Linked DNA regions of Homo sapiens: all the other regions are linked to region 1. A link is a contact called in ENCODE Hi-C or POLR2A ChIA-PET data. All regions are on one chromosome and are shown on one strand. The core of a region is the stretch at or near the end of the contact, and the rest is flanking DNA. Distances in the headings are between cores, read along the strand shown. Region 1 holds the start of PSMD14 (proteasome 26S subunit, non-ATPase 14). Region 2 overlaps RBMS1 (RNA binding motif single stranded interacting protein 1). Region 3 overlaps LOC101929532 (a long non-coding RNA gene).

What was found. A loop is a pair of places that touch in the nucleus more often than their neighbours do. ChIA-PET counts read pairs that join two places held with the same protein, here RNA polymerase II (POLR2A). Pooled maps may share reads with other maps.
Region 2: a map of naive thymus-derived CD4-positive, alpha-beta T cell shows a loop between it and region 1 (6-fold over the local background). The contact joins the enhancer-like site here to the promoter of PSMD14 in region 1. A Hi-C loop is called at or near these places in 1 of 168 maps with a recorded cell type or tissue (naive thymus-derived CD4-positive, alpha-beta T cell), 1 of 37 single-sample maps with no recorded cell type and 6 of 50 pooled maps. POLR2A ChIA-PET finds 5 or more read pairs at or near these places in 1 of 52 experiments (activated T-cell).
Region 3: a loop to region 1 is called in a map of naive thymus-derived CD4-positive, alpha-beta T cell, with 2.9 times the contacts of the local background. The contact joins the enhancer-like site here to the promoter of PSMD14 in region 1. A Hi-C loop is called at or near these places in 1 of 168 maps with a recorded cell type or tissue (naive thymus-derived CD4-positive, alpha-beta T cell) and 9 of 50 pooled maps.

Annotation. Positions count from the first base shown.
Region 1 is chr2:161,306,760-161,310,716 of GRCh38, reverse strand. It overlaps PSMD14 (proteasome 26S subunit, non-ATPase 14), which reads right to left and starts at 2,292. Exons shown (of 12, transcript NM_005805.6): 1 at 2,113-2,292. RefSeq lists an enhancer at 1,965-2,424.
Region 2 is chr2:160,409,205-160,413,161 of GRCh38, reverse strand. The region is part of intron 1 of RBMS1 (RNA binding motif single stranded interacting protein 1); the gene reads left to right. Among named protein-coding and RNA genes, the nearest start is that of MIR4785, 3.3 kb to the right of the region's middle. Within about 2 kb of position 1,846, at least 11 of the 41 ENCODE cell types and tissues checked have a DNase peak (open chromatin) inside an H3K27ac peak, as active enhancers do.
Region 3 is chr2:162,124,294-162,128,250 of GRCh38, reverse strand. The region is part of intron 1 of LOC101929532 (a long non-coding RNA gene); the gene reads right to left. Among named protein-coding and RNA genes, the nearest start is that of GCG, 26 kb to the left of the region's middle. Within about 2 kb of position 1,895, at least 2 of the 41 ENCODE cell types and tissues checked have a DNase peak (open chromatin) inside an H3K27ac peak, as active enhancers do.

The DNA.
Region 1 (3,957 bases), core at 1,043-3,542:
AAGTGGGGATAACATCTACTTTGCAAGTCTGTTGTAAAAATACGTCCAAAGCAATTTATAGTGCCTGGAACATCCAAGGTACTCAATAAATGTTGTCGTTGCTATTCTTGTTATAATTGTTATTATTATCATTTTAGAACTAGAAGAGATTATTTAATCAAGTTCTCCCATTTCACAAATAAGGTCACCAAAGTATCACACACAAAGCAGAATACGAAATGTCAAAATGACTGCAACAAACAGGGAATATGACAAGTTCCTGAGCAAGAAATCACATGGATATTCAGGCAAGGCTTTCACAGGTGGACACTGAATTATTAAATGAACGTTACTACAAAATTGAAAATTAAAAAAGCACAGTTGCTTCTTGTTACTGAAATAAGAGGACTAGATTAATCTCTTCCACTTCTAAGATAATAACAATAACAACAGCAATAATATTTATTGACTTTCATACATATGGTTCACAAACTATATATTAACAAGCACATGGTTTACATGGCCAGTATGAAAATAAGATGAACCCATGTCAAACAGATTAAAATTCAGCTTTTTCTCTTTTTTTTGAGACAAAGTCTCACTCTGTTGCCCAAGCTGGAGTGCAGTTGCGCGATCTTGGCTCACTGCAACCTCCACCTCCCAGGTTCCACCTCCAGCCTCCTGAGGTAGCTGGGAATACAGGCACGTGCCACCATGCCCGGCTGATTTTTTTATACTTTTAGTAGAGACGGGTTTTCACTATGTTAGCCAGGCTAGTCTTGGCCAGGCTGGATCATCTCATGATCTGCCCACCTCAGCCTCCCAAAGTGCTGGGATTACAGGTGTGAGCCACCGCACCCGGCCTAAATTAAAATGGCAATGTATTATTTACCAAGCACTTTAGGCTGAAAAAAAAACAAAAAACCAAAAACTCCCAAAGTCAACAGGTGAAGCATCAATAAAAGATCATCACTTGAAAACTTTCTTCCCTTGGCAAGATTTAGGGACAAATTCAAGACAACATTTAGCCTTTTTCACTAAATAGCACTTCACTAAACACACCTTAACTGTAGTTAATTCAGAACCACTATATATCTTAACCTCTAAACTTCAAATGAGTCAGCTGGTAGGTAGCCTTACGTGACAGGAAGGCCACCATTATATTAATCATCTCCACTAAAACTGTGTTCATGTTTTTGTTATTTCTACAGTATCAGTGCATGTCTTGCTGCTTTTCTCAAACACATTAAGTCAGAAGCACTAAAAAAACACTTGTGACCAGTGGAACAAAATCACTTTCACACTATAACTCTATTTTATGCTCATTTTTAAACCCTTTCCCCTGCCTTTCCATAATATTTTATCAACTTATATTACCATTTATTTTCTCGAGAATTTTTCCTTCAGTCACTAGGTTTATAGACTCAAAAGTTTACATTCTTTTTCTTTTGACAGACACAGAGCTACATCCCCAGGAAAATTAAGTTGCAAGATGTAACATACGGTAGCAGATTTCTACTTTACTTAAAACGAGAAATGTAATCAATTTACCAACAATTACTCAATTAGTATGATATTGAAAGTAAGTTAACAGCCATAGTAGCACACTTTGTTTTTAAGATATTCAAGGTCCAAAAGCAGTGTATCTGCAGGACTTTTGTTTACTTTTTGGAGGGAGCTGAAAACCTAACACTAACAGAAAAAGGGTTAAGGCTTACAGGAAGGACAAGAGATAAAACAAACGTATTCAATGGGAAAGTTAATTCTACTCTCTCTCCCTTGTTTTCCCGGTCTGCTTTGAAAAACTTCAAAGCAGACCGGTTAACAACTATGGATAGAGCACAGACAAACAGGCCATAAACAAGGATTCTCTCTATATAGATGGAAGAGGTTCCCATGATGTGAATTCGGCCAAACAGAAAAGAATGGAGAAAGGAGGCGACATCCAGACCTGACCCTGCCAGAGAGCCCTGAGAGCAGGCGAAGAGAATGAAGGAGGCCGGGCTCCTCCCTCGCGGCCCAGGCCTCCTGTGGCAACTCAGCTGGGCAACGTGACTCAGGAAAGCACGGGGCTGGCGGCGGCCTAGCACGGCTGCCTCCCCAGACCTCCCAGGCCTGCCTTCTGGGTCTTACCTGAAGACGGGCGGGAGCCGGATGCCGCGATATGGACCCTTGTCTTGCCTCTGTGGTGACGCGAAGACAGAGGCAACAGCAGCAGCGGCGCACACCCGACGCGGCTCTGTCTGCAAACCGGCGATGAATCAGCCCGATTCCATTCAAAAGAGTTGCCCGGGCCTCCGCCGCGAAGCACTTCCGGGTTCACTAGTTTGCTTCGGCTTCCGTTCCCCGACGGCCAATTGGAGACGACGGAGAGTCAAGCGGATGTCCAGGAGGAGCTCTTGGGACAGACGGCGCGGGCGGCCCGGCGTCTCCTGTCTCTGGCAGGACTGTGAGGCGGCACTTAGCGCCCTGGTCGCTCGCGCCCCGCCGACGCCTCCTTTTTCTCTCCCTACCTCTGCGCTCTGCGGCCGCCGCTGAGATCTGGGACGGCGGCACATCCAGCCCGGGAGACGACTGGCTAGGAAATAGAACTGTTAGTATTTTGAAGCCCAGATCCCCTTTCGTTTTGGTGTTCACTACTATTATTGCCCTCCTCAAAAACTAAAAGGTTCATTTGAGCTAGATTTAACTTGGTTATCTGAGAAGAAAATTTTTTTAAAAGAGGGGGGATGGTGTGATTAGAGGGGACCGGTAAGACGCCCTTTTCTGTAAGTCCGCTTTATCCACCTCTTGTCATTATTGCTTTGCAAGGATTGGATTTCAGGGAAAACTAAGGTTTCCCAAATGTTCAAACCACCTATTTTAAGCCGAGTTTAGTTTACAGGGTTTAAAGAGTCATTTATTCACATTTCTCCATGTAATTATCGGCAATCACATTTTACTCATGATCTACTTTGTGCTAGGCTTTCAAAAAGCAAAGTTGCAGAAGATATACTTGACAAGTTGATATTACACTCTAGGTCTAGGTACAGTCTCTGTTTAAGGCAGCTTGTTTGCCACGTTCCTGTCACTTTCTCAAATATGTTCCAAATAACAAGCATCTTTAAAGCATTCCTAAATCGAGAATGGTGATGAATCTACTGGACAGAGGGTGAGGAAAGATTACAGCGCCTGGATCCAAACTGTGATTTGAGTAGCACAATTGCTTTAAGATATTAATACCTTTAAAAACACAAAGATTATTTTACTCATAGGTAATATTTGGATCCACATCTTTATGCTTCCCCCCCAAACCTATGCCTCTCTATTCATTTTTTATGGGAGGAGGGGGTGAGTAGCCCCGTCCTCCAAATAATTTTCCTAATCAGAAACTTAAGAGTATGAACACTTGCCTCTTTTTCATCTCTCCCCACTGTAGAAACCATGAAATGTGTAATCTCCATAACAGCTTTTCCAATCCACCACTTCCCCTTCTAAATACTCCCCACTTTGGCCTTAACTCAGACCTTCCTCACTTCTTTTTTATTTTATTTTATTTTATATGTATTTATTTATTAATGCATTTTTGAGTTAGGGTCTTGCTTTGTCACGCAGGCTGGAGTGCAGTGGCGCCATCTGGGCTCACTGCAACATCCCGTCCCCGGGCTCAGGCAACCCTCCCACTTCAGCCTCCTAGGTAGCTAGGGCTACAGGCGCTTGCCACCATGCCCAGTTAATTTTTATTTATGTTTTTATTTATTTTATTTTTTTAGTAGAGACAGGATTTCACCATGTTCCCCAGGCTACTTTTTTAGAATGCTCTTTGATCTTTCCGCCTTCGGTCTGATTCCTTTTAATCCATTCTCCACCTCACTGGTAAAAATTTTTGTGCTATATGTAGTCATGCTCCTTCTTTATTTAAAATTCCACTAGTGGCTCCCCATAACATTCATTATAAAGGTCAAAAAAAAAAAAAACCCTTAAACTTTGTTTGGAGCA
Region 2 (3,957 bases), core at 597-3,096, 900 kb after region 1:
CTTTCAATTTCACCCAAATAAAAATGGGTGCCTGAAATGGTTCAACAGCAATAGAGGGATAGAACCTGCTGTAGGTCAGTTCTTTTCTTGATAGAGGTGTTCTATTCTTATCTCTTGGACATCTTCTCTGCCCCCATTTTTTTTCCTTCTTTCAAAGCTTAGCTTCGCCACCATACTTTCTTTGTAGTAATTTCATTCAAAGCTTACTCTTTTATGTGGGGCTCGGTAATATGTGTATTAGGGTGTTGGGTCCTCTAGGACGCCTCACCTTCCCCTTTTAGGAAGTTCATCAATTAGCAATGATTTCAGCAGTGATTACCCCAAGTCTGCATTGTCCCTCATGCTAGCCTTCTATCTGTAGTTCTGTTTTTCTGATCATCTGCACAATGCTTCTTTCTGAGTATCCTTCTAACAAAACATTTATACAGTTGAGCTTCCCACGCCCATGTTATATCCAATATTGATCTCTCCCTGCTGTGGACTCCCATAGCACACGATTGTCTAGAACACTTGCCTGGCACTTATCACTTAATGTCTTGCATTATTAGTGTACAGCAAGCAATTTGGGCGCTCTATGGTTTACAAGTACTCACCTAGGAATTGAAGCATCATCATCTATAAGGCTTTTTTTGAGATGCGGCGTTACAGAGTTTTAGAGAGCATAAGACTTAGTAAATCTTTTAACCCTAGCCAGGTCTAGATTTTAATCCTAGTTTGCTACTTGCTTACTAGCTTTGTGGATAGGTCACCCAGCCTTAACTTTTTTTCTTTCATCTGTACATTGAGGCTTATAACCCTTCCAACCTCAAAGGTTGTTGTGAAAGTTAAATGAGACGTGAAAGGTTTAAAAATGAAACTTTCATTTTAAAATTGTTGCTTTGGGACAAATGTCTTTCAAATTCAATTCTCTAATTTCAGGTATATGAGCTCTTTTAAGTGGCAGAAGGCATTATTACCTATGTGTGTCATCTCCTATTTTAGATTGCAGGCTTCTGCATGTACTGGTGGCTGCATCCTTATTATTCTAGTTGGTATACACCTCCTGGCTTATGAGAGTGATCTCTGATACTGCTCACAGTCTTCCAATTCATTCAAAAATGGCTCTTCTCCAACACCTAACTTCTTTAAAGGAAACTGGACAAAAACAGATGAAGAAAAACTTCAGTGCACCTAGGCTCTTGAAACAGACCTTTTTTTAGACTTTCGTTTTCCTTTTAAAGTTAAATCTGCAGTATACACAACCTTAGAAAGAATATTCATTCAGCCATTTAACAGTTTTTTACAAAAATGCCCTCCCCTTGCCTAAATTTGCTTGTGCTTAATTCCTGCTGTACCCTTGCTCCTGTTCTTTGATGTTCAGCATCAGTTATTTGCACAGTGCAACCATTTAAATCTAGGCATCACCATGATAAAACCTGGAAAAAAATAACAACAACTGCCATTTACTGAGTTTGACACTTTTGTCCATGTACTGTACTTAAGACAATTTTGTGAGGAGTCTGGCACTCAAGAGAGGTTAGCAAACTTGCCCAGAGCACAAGTGGGAAGCTGAAATATGGACCCAGATCTGCTTGGTTCTGCTTTAATTCTGTTCCTTGGATTGCAAAGTCCAGATTCCTTTAAGCTTTCTGAAGAAGGGTGTTTTAAGTACACATGTGGAGGGGCTGTTGTAAGTCTTAAGAGCCAAAGCAGCTCTAGGGACTGCAGCCCCCTCCATCATTTCATGGCCAAATGCTCACCCACTCCTGGCATGCTCTACTCTCTGCCCGCTGCCAGTAAGCTTCCTGTTTACTCATAGTTTCTGCTTCCTCATAACCTTGGCTTGCATATGGTTTTGGCTTGTTGTGGCCTCAACTCTACCCCTGGCACTCTTATAGTTGCTGGCCCCTTAGTAACTGGTTCAGCCATTGAAGTTTTCAGAATCAAATCCCCAAGGGTGAGAATTGGATTGGTCCTGCTCATTTTTTCAGTCCCAGCCAGGTCATAGGTCACTGGCCTGTCAGTTGCCCTTGGATCAGATTCCCACAGCTTCTTTACCTACCAGCTGAGTGAGGTGAGGGAGGAAGACATAGGACAGCCCAGGCAGCAAAGTCTGTTTCCCTTGAAAGAGGATGAGCATTGGTGAGGTGCGGTGGCTCAGGCCTGTAATCCCAGAACTTTGGGAGGCCGAGATGGGCGGATCACGAGGTCAAGAGATCGAGACCATCCTGGCCAACATGGTGAAACATCATCTCTACTAAAAATACAAAAATTAGACAGGCGTGGTGGCACACGCCTGTAGTCCCAGCTACTCGGGAGGCTGAGGCAGAAGAATCGCTGGAACCCGAGAGGCAGAGGTTGCAGTGAGCTGAGATCGCGCCACTGCACTGCAGCCTGGTAACAGAGCGAGACTTCGTCTCAAAAAAAAAAGAGGATGAGCATCTCTAGGACAGGTTCTTCCAAAGCCCCGTTTTTACCATGATAACTTGCAGTCTCTCTGGACTGTTTTCTTACTTTCTATGTGTTAGAACATATTTGTTTCAAAGGTCGAGGAACTTTTTCAGATGAACCTCACCAGGATCTGTCCCTGTAATCACTCTTACAACTAAGCACTTATGAATAATCTATAATTGAGTGTGTATGTTATATACAGGGTCTCATAGTTATGTTTTTTTTTCTTACGTTGCATTCTTTGTGTTTGAGTGACTTCATTACATTTTAGATTTTGTTGAGGGTAGACAATCTATCTTATCTCTTTGTAATGCTTTACTTAAGAACACAGTACCTAGTTAAGTTTGGAACTTTTGAACCCCGGTGGACATTGTTTTTTTAAAACATATATGCCTTATATTCTCTCCTTTTATGTCATTCACCATTATAGAACATACATTTTGTTGGCTTTTAGATATCCTTCTCTAGTCTTAGAGTCTTTTAATTTTTTTTTTTTTTTTTTTTTTTTTTGAGACGGGGTCTCACTCTGTCACCCAGACTGGGGTGCAGCGGCGTGATCTCGGCTCACTGCAAGCTCCGCCTCCTGGGTTCACGCCATTCTCCTGCCTCAGCCTCCTGAGTAGCTGGGACTACAGGCGCCCGCCACTATGCCCGGCTAATTTTTTGTATTTTTAGTAGAGACGGGGTTTCACCGTGTTAGCCTGGATGGTCTCGAGACCTCGTGATCCGCCCGCCTCAGCCTACCAAAGTGCTGGGATTACAGGCGTGAGCCACCGTGCCCGGCCAGAGTCTTTTTAACATTCTTTTAGTATTCTTAGTATATCTTAGTATTTAGTATTAGAATTCTTTTAGTTTTCTAATTTAAATTTCATCATCACTTAAAAACTTTTCTTATCCCCATAAAACTATTGCAGAGTGTATCCAATCAAATTTTAGCATTCTGGATTGCACAGCATCCAAAATATCATGACCTTAGAGTACAGCCATAGAAAAATTAATCTATTCTCTTCTTTTGTGGTTTACATTGTGGTTTCCTAAGAGACCACTCTTGACAACTGAGGTTGTACAGGGAATTTTTTCCATAGATGCACAGACGACAGGTCTGAGCTGCTGGGGTGTTGAGCAGTAAGTTCTCAGAGAAAGGCACCTATGACTTGAACATTCTGATGAATGTTTTCTATTTTATACTTGTGCTTGATAACTTGCAGTAAAGGGTCCTAGTGAGAGGAGACAGCAAAAGGGAAGTCAAAACAGTTGTCTTATGCATGGAGTAGCAGAAAATAGTTCCACCAGATACACCAATTTTCAATGAATGCTCATTATACTGTGTTTGATACTTAATCACTTTAAAGGACAGATTTTTACGTAAATTTTGTCTGGCAAGTTCTTACTCGTCCATTGTGCACCTAGCACTGTGCCCAGAATAAGTTACTTTGCTTTTTTTTTTTTTTAATGAAAAGAATCAGGAATTACATGTGTGTTTTATACGGTTATTTATAATAGGTGAGGCTTTCCAGTTATCTGGCT
Region 3 (3,957 bases), core at 646-3,145, 820 kb before region 1:
AAGTTGCACTCTCCTCTCTTCCAAACAGAGAGAACCGAGAAAAGGAAGAGGATCATGGAAGTAAAATAGCATCCCTCCTTGTCTCACATGTCAAATTATGTAGGCAACAGAATTCAACTGAAGAATGACACGATGTCAGAAACTTTCATAGGACAGAAGAATTTAAAGCATACTTTGCTGAAAACTAATTCAGAAGTTTTGCTCCTTAGAAATGATATTTCCCCAGGGAAAGTATAGGTTCCTGCCAAGACAGAGAGAGCTTTTGCTTTCCCAACTAATGTTTTTGAGTGATCCCTCTCACTTTTCAACAATTATAATTTTGGTTTGGGTGTTTGAAATCATTTCAATCTGACATCTGGAATAATTACATAGCATTTCTAGGAAACCAGCTTTTTTTTCCCAAGAAAATTACATATAGTAACACATCTTCCTTGAAAATTCAATGCTTCAGATTCTTCACAATTTTGTACTCCACTAGAGAAAGTGAGCACAGCACAGTGGCAGGTCATCATGGTAGAGAGAGGATAGACTTTAAAATCAAGCAGGCTGGAGCTTGACTGTCAGCTCCATTAGCAACTAGCTGCACTGCTGCACTGCTCCAAGCCCCAGTAAAATGGGGCTCCGATAATAATCTCTGCCTTGTGGTTTTGTTGTCACGCTTAAGTGAGATAGCACATTCCAAGCTCAAATATGTGGTACATAGAACCTGTTCAATAAATGGAATCCTCTAGTACATAAATTACTTTAAAACAGTTGATAAGAAGTTAAGGTTATCAATAGTCTAGTAAATAACCACTCATTTTGATGTGGCTTTGGATGATGAGAACACAGTATCAAGAAACCTCTATAAATCAAAAAATGCTCTGTTGAATAAGACCATGACGTTCAAGACAAGCACAGATTATTATATTAGTAAATTGTATGTTTCTTATTGCTGCTGTAACAAATCACCACAAACTTAGCTGCTTAAAACAACACAAATGTATTGCTTTACATCTCCGCAAATCAGAAGCCCAAACAGGTTTCAATGAGCTACTATCAAGGTGTGGGCAGGTCAGGGCCATGCTTCTCCATGGGAGTTCCAGGGGAAAGTCCGTTTCCTTGCCTTTTCCAGCTCCTGCGGCTGCATTGCTTGGCTTGTGGCTCCTTCCTCCATCCTCAAAGCCCATCACTCTCATCTCTGCGGCCATCTTTTCTCTCCTACCCAGATCCTCCGGGCCTCTGTTTGATAAGGACCCCTGTGATTACATTGGGCCCACCTGAATAATTCTGGATACTCTCCCCATCTCAAGGTCCTTACTCATATCTGCAAAGTCCCTTTTGCCAGGCAAGGTAACATATTCACAGTCCTGGGGACCAGGACACGGACATCTTTGGGGTGGGGGAGCATTACTCAGTCTATCAAAAAAACAAAGGCGAATTACACAGATATGACATGTAGAAAGTAGCAGTTTGACAGTAAAAGGCTTGAAGTTTATTGTGGAACCTAATCTACACCACAAACAAAAAGGAAGTGCTGTGATCTAAACAGCAAATATGATACTGGAGTAAGAAAAGATGAAAGCTTTGCTGTTTATTTACAGCTGATTAGGACTTGAGGAGAGCTGCTATTACTAGTTTTATATAATGAGCTATGGGACAGACTCTAAGGAGAAAAAGTATAAATTACAAAAGTAATTGAGGAGGAAAAAAATAAGTCTTCTGAAAAAAATTAAGGAATTGCAACTGCATAGCTTGGGAGGGGAAAAATAGCATAAATCCTAATAATTAATTGCTAGGGTACAGGTGTGGGCCAGAGATAATTAGCAGGAAAGGTTGATCATGTGTTCTCCATGTTCACAGAGAGCTGACAAAAAGAGGAAATGAGCCAAACTGCAGTGAGGAGCTGGGCTTTTAAAAAAGGAAGTTCTTGACCATGAAGATCAGACTACCAAGGGAAGCTGTGTAATCTCCATCCTTAAAGAGCTTTAAAAATAGTATAAACAGCCATCTGCACAAGATGATTTATGCATTGACCTTCAGGAGGCGGGCCCAGATCATCTCATGAAGTCCCTTCCAAGTGTGGGATTCTATGATTTAATCAGTATGTGATTTTTCTCAGCTCTACATTTTGTGAGATAACCAGCAGATGGAAGCCACAAATTCCCCAACATCATACCAAAATCATGGTTCCTCACACTGGTAGGGCCCAGTCAAGCTTGCCAAATTGGCATCCGTTGTAAAAATCATTGAAGGACCCACCTCAAACATTTATTTATCTCCTTGTGGGTGTCTGGACCACCCATGTCCACAAAATGCAGATAATCTTTATATCGATTCATGTGCATTTCGCTCTGATTTAGCATAAGAGAAAGTTGCATACATTAAAAGCATTTGTCTGGTTGTGAAGCCTGAGACAGCAGCTCTCAAAAATATTATTAGAGATTTACAGACCCTAGTCTAAGCAGAAATGAGGCTGATTGGACACTTTCCTGAAAAAAAGTTTACAGCACACTTGGGCCTCAGTTGTTCTCACTTAGATAAGAGACATGGTTCTCTGTATATATTCGTTTGTTTATTGAACAAATATTTGGGCGCAAACTGTATTCTAGGTAAAGTATAAAGCATTGGGGCGGGGGGTACAACAGTGAGGCAAATACTGTTCTTCCCTCACAGAGCTTAGTGTCTCCTCCAAATAAACAGGCCATTTTGATGCCAAGCAATAAAAGCTACAACACAGTTACGAACAAGGTGCTATGGGATAGCATATGAAGAGCAAACAACCCAGTCTTAGGGGTCCTAAGAGGACTTTGGGAGGAAATAATGCCTAAGCTGGGATCTGAAGGATGATTCAGTGCTTCTGGGGGAGGAAGAGTGGTGGAGAAGTATTTCATGGAGAGGGAACGGTGTGGTGAGAAGCTGGTAGAATGCAGCAGTGTGGAAAGTGAGAAGCATTGGAATGTGGCTGGAGCATGGAGGACAGACAGGGAGGAGGGAGGGGGGCTGGGAGAAGGGAGAAAGCAAGGGCAAGTCAGAGATGAGGCTTCAGAGGTCATGAGAGGCCTCAAAAGCCATGCTAAAGAATTTGCACTTGATGTGCAGGTAATGAGCAGCTGTTGAATGATACAGATCAGATTTGTCCTTTCAAAATATTTATTAGCACACTTTTAAATGTAGAGGACAGAAAAACATTTACATTTGCTTCAGCAAAAGGAAAGGCTTATCTGAGGAATACTGGGAATCCAAGGAATCCAAGGAGTAACTGAGCATCCAAAAAGAGCAAAGCAACAGAGCTAGGGAGGGGGAGCACAGTGGTGCTGCCTCATTCATCGCCCGCTGCTGCTTCTTTGGGCTTCTTCCTCTCCACTTGCTCTTTCTGTTTCTCCAGCTTACACTAATGGACACCCAAAGCTTCTGAATTTTAAGCTCCCAGTCTTGACAATCCAGAGACAGACTGGCCCAATTCTCTTGTTTCCAAATTCAAAATTCCAAGGAAGAAGACGTATAGGCCCAGCTTTAGTCTAGGAGCTCATCTCTGGACCAAGGAGCTGGGGCCAGGAAGCTCTGTGCATTCCAACGGGGCAGCTGCTGCTGCAGCCACTGAATGGGAAGGAGAGTGCGTTCCCAGAGATGGAAGGCAGGGCTGCTTTCTAGATTAGCCACGCATCCTTGCAGCAGCCTCCATGGACTGATGGATGGGAAGACTGGAGGCACAGACCCAGTGTGGAGATGGCTGCGTGTGTATAGCTTGTGCCTGAGGCCAGTTGGGAGATGTGCAGTCTCCACTGAGACCAAGAACTACCCAACTGCACTGGCCACTGGCCCAGGGCAAGCTCTGGCTCTCCATTAGTCCCCATGGGCCAGAGGACAGGTTGCTCCCCTGGTGTTCTTTATTCAAAACTATAACTGCTGGCAGGCTCTGCTCTCATGTATGAATTTCCAATCAGCATGCTTTTACTCAAATTGTTCTTTTGTTTC